Linked DNA regions of Homo sapiens: region 2 is linked to region 1. The links are chromatin loops, found by intact Hi-C in ENCODE. Cell type or tissue: ascending aorta. All regions are shown on one strand. Links, peaks and the distances in the headings refer to the core of each region. The heading gives the core; the rest is flanking DNA.

Evidence for each region. A loop is a pair of places that touch in the nucleus more often than their neighbours do. Peaks named below come from ENCODE experiments on the same cell type or tissue, not always from the same donor. Only the 100,000 strongest peaks of a DNase experiment are listed, where the experiment ranks them.
Region 2: a loop joins it to region 1, with 4 times the contacts of the local background. A loop is called at or near these places in 2 of 110 quality-filtered maps.

What each region holds. Positions count from the first base shown.
Region 1 is chr11:69,977,176-69,982,546 of GRCh38, forward strand. It overlaps a transcript of ANO1 not described here. Among named protein-coding and RNA genes, the nearest start is that of LINC02753, 86 kb to the right of the region's middle. RefSeq lists enhancers at 256-755, 3,995-4,717, 4,718-5,371. In ascending aorta, for the core only: no CTCF peak of the experiment used is centred there; DNase peaks (open chromatin) are centred at 2,236 and 2,676; H3K4me3 peaks cover 541 bases; H3K27ac peaks cover 5,000 bases.
Region 2 is chr11:70,126,340-70,131,710 of GRCh38, forward strand. The region is part of intron 10 of ANO1 (anoctamin 1); the gene reads left to right. Among named protein-coding and RNA genes, the nearest start is that of ANO1, 51 kb to the left of the region's middle. RefSeq lists an enhancer at 2,452-3,284. In ascending aorta, for the core only: a CTCF peak has its summit at 2,188; a DNase peak (open chromatin) is centred at 2,202; H3K27ac peaks cover 4,122 bases.

The DNA of each region.
Region 1 (5,371 bases), core at 223-5,222:
CCAGGTGTCACCCAAGTTGTCATACCAACCCTGGCTTGCGTGACCCTAGCGAGTCCGGTTCTGTGTGCACGGTCAGTCAGAAGGTTCCAGTCCATCCCCAGTGGTCCCAGCCACCACACTCAAAGACCACGGAAGTAGTCCATATGCTGTAAGCACTCAGATGTTCTAAACCATGAAACGTGGTCACGAATGGACAAGTCCCACCCACAACCCCAAGCTCCCTGCTTGCAGCGAGGGCCTGAGCACCTGGGCGTGCTGCCGACAGAGCAGTGGGCTGACAGATCCTGGTGTGAGTGGGTGGGGGGCAGGGTGACCCTTTCAAAATGAGATGGCCCCCAGCCCTCCCAGCCTGCAGAGCTGACAATGAGCAACCATCAGCCATGGTGGAAGTGTGGCCCTTAGGTCTGAGGACTGGGCATTGCCTGGCTCCTTCCCTGAGTGAGAGATCCAATGCGTCCTAAGGGGGACAGTGCCCATCCCTGCCAGGGTGGCCTGGGGACACGGACTTACCCTCTGATTTCAAGGACAATGCAGCCAGCTCCTCACCAGGGGAGTCCCCCAGATGACTGCAGCCCCGAGGCTTTGTGTGCTGAGACCCAGCGCTCTGAAGACAGGGGCAGAGGCTGTGGCTGCTCTGAGCACTTTGGAGTGATCTGAGGTCGGGTTTAGCTTCTCCTTCTCAGATTCCCTTCAGATGTCTGGGAATGAATTATCTCCCCTCTCCAAAGCGGGGTTTTGTGAATGGTCCTCTCTTGAGGGGCTGTCATTTGCATACTGTGGCTGAGAGGGGGTCAAGGAAAGCTTCCCAAAGGGACACTTGAGGAGGGTTTCTGAGAGCAGAGGCGGGGCCGGTGTCCCCAGGGCAGCTTGGCCCGGTGTTTTCTTTCCCTGGGAACTGGCATCCCCTAAACCCACATTAAACCAGAGGCCGGGACCCTGGGGACAAACGCTGCTCCCTGTGCAAAGAACCCACGTAACTCTGAGCTGTGCTGTCCTGGTTTCTGGAAGGGGGTGGCATTTGGAGCCACTCCGTGGGCCTTTTCACCAGGCTGCCACCTCGGGTCCGACGAAAACAGCAAGTGTTTTTGTTGGCAGAGCACCTCCGAGAGGGCCCAGCCCTAGAAGCGGATGGACTGGGTGCCTGCAGGCTACCTTCTGTGTTTTTTCTTGTTTTTTGGTTTTTGGTTTTCTTGAGACAGGCCTCACTCCCGGTAGTGCAGGCTGGAGTGCAGTGGCACGATCTTGGCTCACTACAGCCTTGACCTCCAGGGCTCAGGTGATCCTCCTAGCTCAGCCTCCCAGGTAGCTGGGACTACAGGTGTGCGCCAACACACCCAGCTAATTTTTGCATTGTTTTTAGAGGCAGGGTCTTGCCATGTTTCCCAGGCTGGTCTCCAAATCCTGACCTTAAGCAATCCTTCTACCCTGGCCTCCCAAAGTGCTGGGATTACACGTGTAAGCTACCGCACCCTGCCCAGGCCTCCTTCTTGATTGTCCTATTTGTAAACTAATCTCCATGTGAGGTGTCCCCTCTCTTGAGTCATTCTCCCATGGACTCCTAGATGGAAGCCTAATCTCTCTATTCAGGACGAATTGAATTATTCCTGCAACCATGTGAGGAGAAAACCCCTCAAGTGTGTTCAATTACAGAAAGCACTTTCTATATGAAGCTACCATCCTCAAATAATGACTTACAAGCCTATTTAGAGTTCGTAATCTCAACTCTGTCTTATTGCCAAGAGTCTTGGCATTGGTGCTATTTATGCTGAAACAACCAGGCTGTGTTTTCTTTGATCATATATTGAGTGTAAATATTTGCACCATTAATTAGAGTCAGTTTAATTCCAAAAACTCGAGCGATGCGGGCAACCTCTAATGGTAAACAGGCCTCTAGATGTTAGTCATACCTGCAAGATTCCATGCTGAGAGGCCTCCCTTGAGCCTTTCACCTGTCTCAGCCCTACAAACAAACAAAGGTTGAAGAGAGGCCAAGGGTCCGGAGACAGATTTTGAACGTAGTGAATGACAGGGACTAAAGATGAGCTTTTTCCTATTATTTCCATACCCTTCTTTTTGCTCCTGGTAATAACATTTTGCAACTGGTGTATTGAGTTCACCCATGCCAATTCCAAATTCCAGAGAGATAAGCAGAAGGTTGGCATGGTGCTCTGGAAAGAGCTTTGGAGTTGACTAGAAATCTCTAGAATCAGTTGGACCCGGATTTTAATCCAAATTCTGCCGCTTACCAGCTGCATGGACTTGAGCAAGCCATTCTTCCTCTCTGCGTCAGTTTCCTGAGCTATAAATGGGGACAATAATTCATACTTCATACGAATGAGACAACAGAGATAAAAATAATAAAGTGGATATTTAATTCTAGCTGTATGGCATTGCCCAGGCTCTCTGAGCCTGGGGACTCCTCCCTACATCTTAAAAGGAAGATATCAAGTATGCGGGACTCAGGGTCAGCTCACAAAGCCTGCGTAACACACAGAAGCAATCCTCATTCTTCCTTTTCCTCCAAATGCAGCAGCCCAGCCATGAGTGTCCTGCAAAACACTTTTAGGGGCAAAGGGAGCCAACGTGAAGTGGCACAAGAACTTGGCCAACAGGAGAATTGCAACACGTGGTGAGAACGTAGTTCACTTGCCCTTCTCTTTCTGTCTTTCGGGGATGTCATGGAGAAAGTCTCAGCTTGGTGCCAGGAGGTCCATCATGCCTCCATAGCACACCCGTCTCCCTGGCCAACTGTGCCGTGCCGTGGTTCAGGGCCTCCCCAGGGTATCCCAGGGAATTGAATAACATTAGCTCATTTTTATGGTGCTTTATGAAACTTCCGTTCATGGCCAGTGCTTCTTCCTCTCCACTTTCAGTAGTGATATTGGGTTCTTTAAAAATAAAGTTCGATAAGCCCTAAAAAGGGAGGAAATTTTGTCACAGGCTACAACATGGGTGAACCTTGAGGACATTACACCCACTGAAAGAGGCCAGTCCCAAAAAGATAAACACCACATGTTCCAATTCATCTGAGGTCCCTAGAGCAGCCACATTCACAGAGACAGAAACTAGAATGGTGGTGCCAGCGCTGGGGTTAGGGAAGTGGGGAATGGGAGTGAGCATTCCACGGGTGCAGAGCTTAGGTTTTGGAAGATAAAAAAGTTGTAGGGGCCAGGCATGGTGGCTCACACCTGTAATCCCAGCACTTTGGGAGGTCAAGGCGGGTGGGTCATGAGGTCAGATCGAGACCATCCTGGCTAACACGGTGAAACCCCGTCTCTACTAAAAAATACAAAAAATTAGCCGGGCGTGGTGGTGGGCGCCTGTAGTCCCAGCTACTTGGGAGGCTGAGGCAGGAGAATGGCGTGAACCCAGGAGGCAGAGCTTGCAGTGAGCTGAGATTATACCACTGCACTCCAGCCTGGGTGACAGAGTAAGACTGTCTCAAAAAAAAAACAAAAAACTGTAGAGATTGATGGCTGTGAGGATTGCATAACAATGTGAGTGGTCTTAATGCCACTGAGCCGCACACTTAAAAATGGTGAAAATGATCAACTTTATGTCATGCACATTTTATCACAATTAAAAAATAAAGTATGGGCTGGGCACGGTGGCTCACGCCTGTAATCCCAGCACTTTGGGAGGCCAAGGCGGGCAGATCACAAGGTCAAGAGATCGAGACCATCCTGGCCAACATGGTGAAACCCCGTCTCTACTAAAAATATAAAAATTAGCTGGGTGTGGTGGCACATGCCTGTAATCCCAGCTACTTGGGAGGCTGAGGCAGGAGAATCGCTTGAACCCGGGAGGTGGAGGTTGCAGTGAGCCAAGGTCATGTCATTGCACTCCAGCCTGGTGACAGGAGCGAGACTCCTTTACAAAAAAATAAAAAATCAAAAATAAATAAAGAGTGACCTAGTGAGCTGGGTTAAAGAAAAATATGAAGGCAGTTATGGCACAGGAAGACCATGAATCTGGCTCAAACCAGGGACATGGAGCTTGGAAGACTGGCATTTTGGGAAACGCTGTGTTTCTACCTTACGGTAGCAGAGCACAAACTCTGGAGCTGGGCTGCTTATGTGCAAGCCCCACTCTCCCACTTACTGCTGTGTGACCTTGGGCAAGTCACTTCACCTCTCTGAGCCTCTGATTCCTTATCTGTAAAGTAGGAATGATAGGAGCACGTACTACGTAGACTTGCTGCACGGATTCGATGAGCCGATATTTATTAAGCGCTTGGAACGGGGCCTGGCACACAATAAGTGCTCTCTAAGTGTTTGTTAAATAAACAGACTTGCCTAAGGAGAAGCCCAGGCAGAGATCTTGCCTCTTCTGTCCAAGGGCCCCTCTGCAAGTTTAGCCTGCTTCAGCTGCAGGTCCTCTGTATCAGAGCGGAGGACTGTCACTCCAGCAACAGCGCTTTGCTGCTGGGAGCCCCTGGTATCAGTGGTGAGCAGCTGCCTCGGAGGCTGGGCTGACAGCAGCTGCCTCCAGCCCTCCTCTCCCGCTAGCCCTGCGCAGCCACTGAGCTCTCTGCCCAGCCCCACCCCAGCCCCTGCAGGCGCCTTTGTGGGCTCTCTCTAGTCCCTTCCAAAGACCCTTTGGAAACAGTCCAAATGGCTATCCAAGAAGAAATGGATAAACAAATTGTAGTACACCCAGACCATGGAATATTATTCAGCCATAAAAAGAAATGCGATTCTGATACATGCTATAATGTGGAGCAAACTCCAAACATAATGAAAGAAGCCAGACACGAAAGACCATGTAATGTATGATTCCATTTATATGAAATGTCCAGAATGGATAAATCCATAGAGACAGAAGGCAGGCCAATGGTTGCCAGGGACTGGGGGAGGGGGGAGATGGGGAGTGACTGCTAGCGGGTTCGAGCTGTACTCTGCGGGAATGGGAATATTCTGGATAGAAATGTGGGTGCTCAACACTGTGAATGCACTAAATGCCACCGAGTTGAACACTTAAAAATGATCAATTTTATCTTATGTGAATGTCACCCCAGTGAATTGTTTAATTACAATAAGACCCCCTTAACCCTGTTGAGTATAGCCACCAGGGGCCCCCGTTACTCGCCAGATGCCCCACCTGAACCTGCTACACTGGGCTGCTCCCATCCCTGTCTGGGTGCCCACTTCTCCACCTTGGTGCTTCCACCCAGCCTCTGCCAGAACCCCCTAAAAGTCACCGTCCACCTTGAAAAACCCACCCACTCTCCGGTTGCCCCAGGGCAGGGGCCACCAAGAGCTCCAATCGGCTCTTCTGGGAGCAGCCTCCACCTGCATTTCAGTGTTCTACCATGTTTCCCTGTCTGACTAGGATGAATATGATGCAAATAATAATGCCCTCTAATCCCTAC
Region 2 (5,371 bases), core at 196-5,195, 150 kb after region 1:
AGGAAAGGACATGGTTCGAAGCCATCTAGGAGTCTGGGAGTCCTTCTCAGGCCCATCTGTGCTAGGCTATGTTTTATTGTTAAGAGAAAGGCATAAAAGAAACATCTGACCATTTTCATTCTTTAAAAGTTGTTATGGTTGGCTTGTTCTTTTTCACTGTTGGTCATTAGTGACAAGAAAGTTTTCTGTTTCCTTGTGTGGCCGGGAGGTGAGGCATGAATGCTAGGGGCTTCAGTGTAGGCTGGTACTTGCGGGAGGTGAGACATGGATGCCAGAGGCCTCAGTGCTGGCTGGTGTTCGCGGGAGGTGAGCATGAATGCTAGGCTTCGGTGCAGGCTGGTACTTGCGGGAGGTGAGACATGGATGCCAGAGGCCTCGGTGCAGGCTGGTGCTTGCGGGAGGTGAGCGTGAATGCCAGACTTCGGTGCAGGCTGGCACTTGCGGGAGGTGAGACGTGAATGCTAGAGGCCTCGGTACAGGCTGGTGCTCCCAGGAGGTGAGACGTGAACGCTAGAGGCCTCGGTGCAGGCTGGCACTTGCGGGAGGTGAGACATGAATGCTAGAGGCCTCGGTACAGGCTGGTGCTCCCAGGAGGTGAGACGTGAACGCTAGAGGCCTCGGTGCAGGCTGGCACTTGCGGGAGGTGAGACATGAATGCTAGAGGCCTCGGTACAGGCTGGTGCTCCCAGGAGGTGAGACGTGAACACTAGAGGCCTCGGTGCAGGCTGGTGCTTGCGGGAAGTGAGACATGAACGCTAGAGGCCTCGGTGCAGTCTGGTGCTCCCAGGAGGTGAGACGTGAACGCTAGAGGCTTCGGTGCAGGCTGGTGCTTGCAGGAAGTGAGACATGAATGCTAGAGGCCTCGGTGCAGGCTGGTGCTCCCGGGAGGTGAGATGCGAATGCTAGTGGCCTCAGTGCAGGCTGGCGCTCGTGGGCTGTACAGTAGGTTCCACCTGCCCAGCTTCCTAAGGCTGCCTGCTTCCCTTATCTGCACGGCCCCGAGAAATTCTGCAGGAACTGTTCCATAAGGGAGGATTGCATCCCACAGCATAGGCAGGCATCTGAATGTAGATCCGATGTGCCTTCTGCTGTTCACCAAGGGTATGTCAGACGTCAGGGAGCTCGGAAAAGAAGGCCCAGACCTGAGACAGCCTCGCCTCGCTCAGGGGCCCAGTTCCCCCACATGACTTCAGAACAAGAGTCCAGTTTTGCCTGGTGCGATGGCGCATGCCTGTAATGCCAACACATTGGGAGGCTAAGGTTGGAGGATCCCTTGAGCCCGGGAGGTCGAGGCCACAGTGAGCCATGGTCTCACCACTGCACTCCAGCCTGGGGGAACAGAGTGGGGCCCTGTAGCCAAAAAAAAAAAGAGTCAAGTTTTGAGAAGCTCAGCCTCAGTGTGCAGAGTCCCTCTGGTGCTTGCTTTTGTAGCTGTTTCTTAGATTTCCTGACATGAACCTAAGGATAATTCCAGGCTCCCAACCTCTGGCAGGGTTTCTATGCCGACAGGCAGTGCCTTCAGCGTGCAAATCGCTCTGCCAGGGAATTGACTATAAAGGGGAATTTGGGCTGACCCTGCCCTGCAAGGGCTCCAAGTCTCAGAAAAGCCCTAAAATGTTAGTTTGGTTATTTTTCGAACCACTCCTGCCAAGTATCTCTAAAGCAGAGGTATAGTTTAGAAAATGTATCCACTGAGCCTGTCTGTAAAGACCCAATCAGTCTTAGGAAAGAAACTGACTCTTTGCAGCACAAAAAGACCATATCTGGTCAATTTTTGTTTAAGTGATGTTTTGATACATGAATAACACCTAAAATATTCCACCCCACCCCCACCCCCGAATCAAAGCTCTGAGGAATCTGGCTTATCTCCCTTTTGGTGTTAATTTGGTCCTAGGCAGGAGAAAGGTTTCCCTTTGTTTGCTAATATGGTATGAGGTCCTGGGCACTTGGGTTTGGTTGTGGTAAAGATCAAGGTAGTCCAGACTTGGTGGGGATTGTAAGGCTGGCTTTAGGCTAGGAGCTCAAAGCCGGAGGAAAATGGTGAGTGTAAGGTGAGGATTCTCCCCATGAGCCCTGGAGGAAGCCTGGGGGACCTCCATCTTCCTTCCTTCCTTCCCTTGGAGGGTGGCCCCAGCAGGGAGGCTCTGCCAGCCCAGGGGTTGGCCATGCCAGCTCGGCCCTTCCACCACATGGTCAGAAATGCAAACAGCAGTTACTCAGGATTCAGCCGCTGTGGGCGGAGATGAGGCCAAAGCCAAGGCCTCTGCCCAGCAGGCGACCTGGAGCGAAGCGGGAGGTGCGTGCTCCCTGCAGCTTCCGCCCCATCCCCACCAAGCTTGCAGGGAAGCCCCAGCATGGAGCCGCCTGCTGCCCTTGTACCTCCGGTCCTCTCTGAAGAAGAGAGCTTCCTGCTCTTTGTATTTTGGCTAAAGGCGGTGAAGTGAGAGGCGGAGGGGGATTTAAAACCAGCAGAAAAAGGCTTCTTGTTGGGCTGATGGTGTTTGTGCGAGAAGCTGAGGTGGGCAGGGAGGAGAGCCTAGGAGAGCGGTAGGGCTCATGGGCAGGCCGTTGGTGTACGCCTTGGCCCTGCCTGTCCCCAGTCCCACCACTGTGGACTCCAGGCCATCCTCAGTCCAGGTGGTCACTGTGGCCTGGGCCACATGCTGGCGATGATGGGGATGGCCTTCCACATGCCTGTTCTCTGGAAGAGGGGCTCGCGTTGTGCCCAACTGGGGACGTCCTGCCCCCAACCCCCCAAAACGCTGCTTTCTTCTGCCCTCAAGAGGCCCTCAGAAGAGAGGAGGCTGAGTGAGGGGCATGAGATAAACCCCGAAAGGCCGGCTCCTGGCTCGTGTTTAAAACTCACTGCTGCTGCAAAGTGCTTGGCTATTGCATAATAATGACAACAGCGTTGGTGACCACGTGATGGCCGAGGGGTGCCAGGCACTGTTCCAAGGGCCACACTCGTGTTGGTTGTTGGTTGTTTAATCCTCCTGACAACCTATTAACACGGCTTCTCTTCACTATCAGCAACCCCATTCTGCAGCCGGGAAAACTAAGGCCACACGGATCACAAAATGCAAGAGCTGAGATACAAACCCAGAGCTAGCTGACCGTAGAGTGCAGGTTCTCCCAACGGCTGTGTGTGCCTACTCACCCTGCCCGACCCCTGCTCCCATGCACACACACACACTTCCTCCATGCTCCAGGCTGTGGCTGCAATGAATTCTTCTTAACCTATCCATCTTTTGTGCCAGATACATGCAGTACCTACACCCCACCCCCCGCCTTTTTTTTTTTTTGACACAGAGTCTCACTCTGTCGCCCAGGCTGGAGTACAGTGGTGTGATCTCGACTCAATGCAACCTCCACCTCCCAGGTTCAAGCAATTCTCCTGCCTCAGCCTCCCGAGTAGCTGGGATTACAGGCTGGGATTACATGCCAGGCTAATGTTTGTATTTTTAGTAGAGACGGGGTTTCACCATGTTGGCCAGGCTGGTCTCAAACTCCTGACCTCGAGTGATCTGCCTGCCTCGGCCTCCCAGTGCTGGGATTACAGGCATGAGCCACCGTGCCTGGCCCTACACCACTTTTTAATAAATGTTTAGGGACTGTACCTGAAGGAAGAGAATTGAACCAGAATGCCCATGATGCTGGGCACAGAGGAGGCCCTTCAGAGCCTTGCAAGGGACGTTTATTAAGCACCAGCTGCTGTGGACCAGGCATGGTTCTGCGCATAAGTTCAGCATATCCAGAAAGTCAAAAAACAAACACCCACTTCAGCATCCCCCCACATCACCCTCCGACCCAACCAGCCAGGGTGTGTACTTAGAGCCCAGAGCCTTGTCCAAGGCAGCAGAAAGGAGAAAGTTCAAAGCAGGCCAGAGCAGGAAGGGACCTTATTCTGACCCCTCCTCATTTTCCAGAACGAAAAACTGAATCTGAGGCTAAAGGACTTGGCCAGGGCCACGGAGGGTATGAGTAGTCAGTTGAGGGCCCAGTTCAGGCCACCCAACTTCCACAAGGAGCCCCCCATGGCCCTTGAGCAGTAGATGAGAGCCGGCAGTGCTTGGGCTTTGAAGATACACACAGACCAGGATTCCATTCCCACTCTGCTGCGTGGCCCTGAACAAGTTACTTCCCCTCTCTGGGCTCTGGGATTGCAACAGTCCCCAGTGCTGGTCCAAGTGAGGTGGAACATCTGTGCCTGCCAGTAATGAGGCTCCTGCTCTCGCCGCCGATAGCCTGGAAGTATTAGTATTTTCTAATATTAGTGGGAGTAAGTCAGTGCTGGGGAGGAGGCACAGAGATGAGTCTCAGGCATCATGAAGATCCTCTCTCCTGGCCACAGTAGTTGGGATCTGGCCCCAGGCTCACCTGTGCTCAGCAAAGCAGAAGCCTGCACTGAGCGGGACCCATCATCCCTGGCAGGCCCCCCCGGCTTCCCGAGTGAGCCTACAGGGTGGGCCTCCGCTGCACCGGGCAGCTGGGGACCTATTCCTTCCGGCCCAGCCCCCGTTCTCCCAGAGAAGAGTCCTGGGATCCCCGTTTCTCCACCTCCTGTGTCCAGAGCACCCAGGCCACGTCCAAGGCAGCCGCCCCACCAGGCGGATGGAGATGCTGTGTGAACCGCTCATAGACGGCGCCTGGCACAGAGCAAGGGCCCTCATCATCTCACTGTTTTCCAAGGCCTTATAACATAAAGACCTGGCTAGCATTTGCTATTGGCACAAGCCTTGACCGTGCCTGCCGATTATATGGGGGCAGGCTGGGAACTCTGCCTCTCCTAGAAGTGGCTCAAGGATAGGCTGCAGAGGCTGCTGCCTCAGGGTCACCCCAGAGGTGAATGTTCCAGGGCCCATCTACCACAAAGCAGGTCTGGGTGAGTCCACCTCCAAGGCCGGCAACAGAGGTTGCAGGGCCCCATGCAAGAAGAAAATGCAGGTCTTTAGTTCAAAAATCAATGTGTGTGTGTGTGTGTGTGTGTGTGTGTGCGCGTCTGTGTTGAGATGGAGTCTCGCTCTGTCACCCAGGCTGGAGTGCAGTGACGTGATCTGGGCTCCCTGCAACCTCTGCCTCCAGGGTTCAAGCGATTCTTCTGCCTCAGCCTCCCGAGTAGCTGGGATCACAGGCGCGTGCCACCATGCCCGGCTAATTTTTGTGTTTTTAGTAGAGACAGGGTTTCACCATTTTGGCCAGGCTGGTCTTGAACCCCTGACCTCAGGTGATCCGCCCGCCTTGGCCTCCCAAAGTACTGGGATTACAGGCGTGAGTCACCACGCCCGTCCCATTGTGTGTTTTAAGGCAGCAACAGGGGAGCATTAAACCAAGCATGAGGCCCTGCTGAGCTCAGGGCTGGTGCAACAGCATG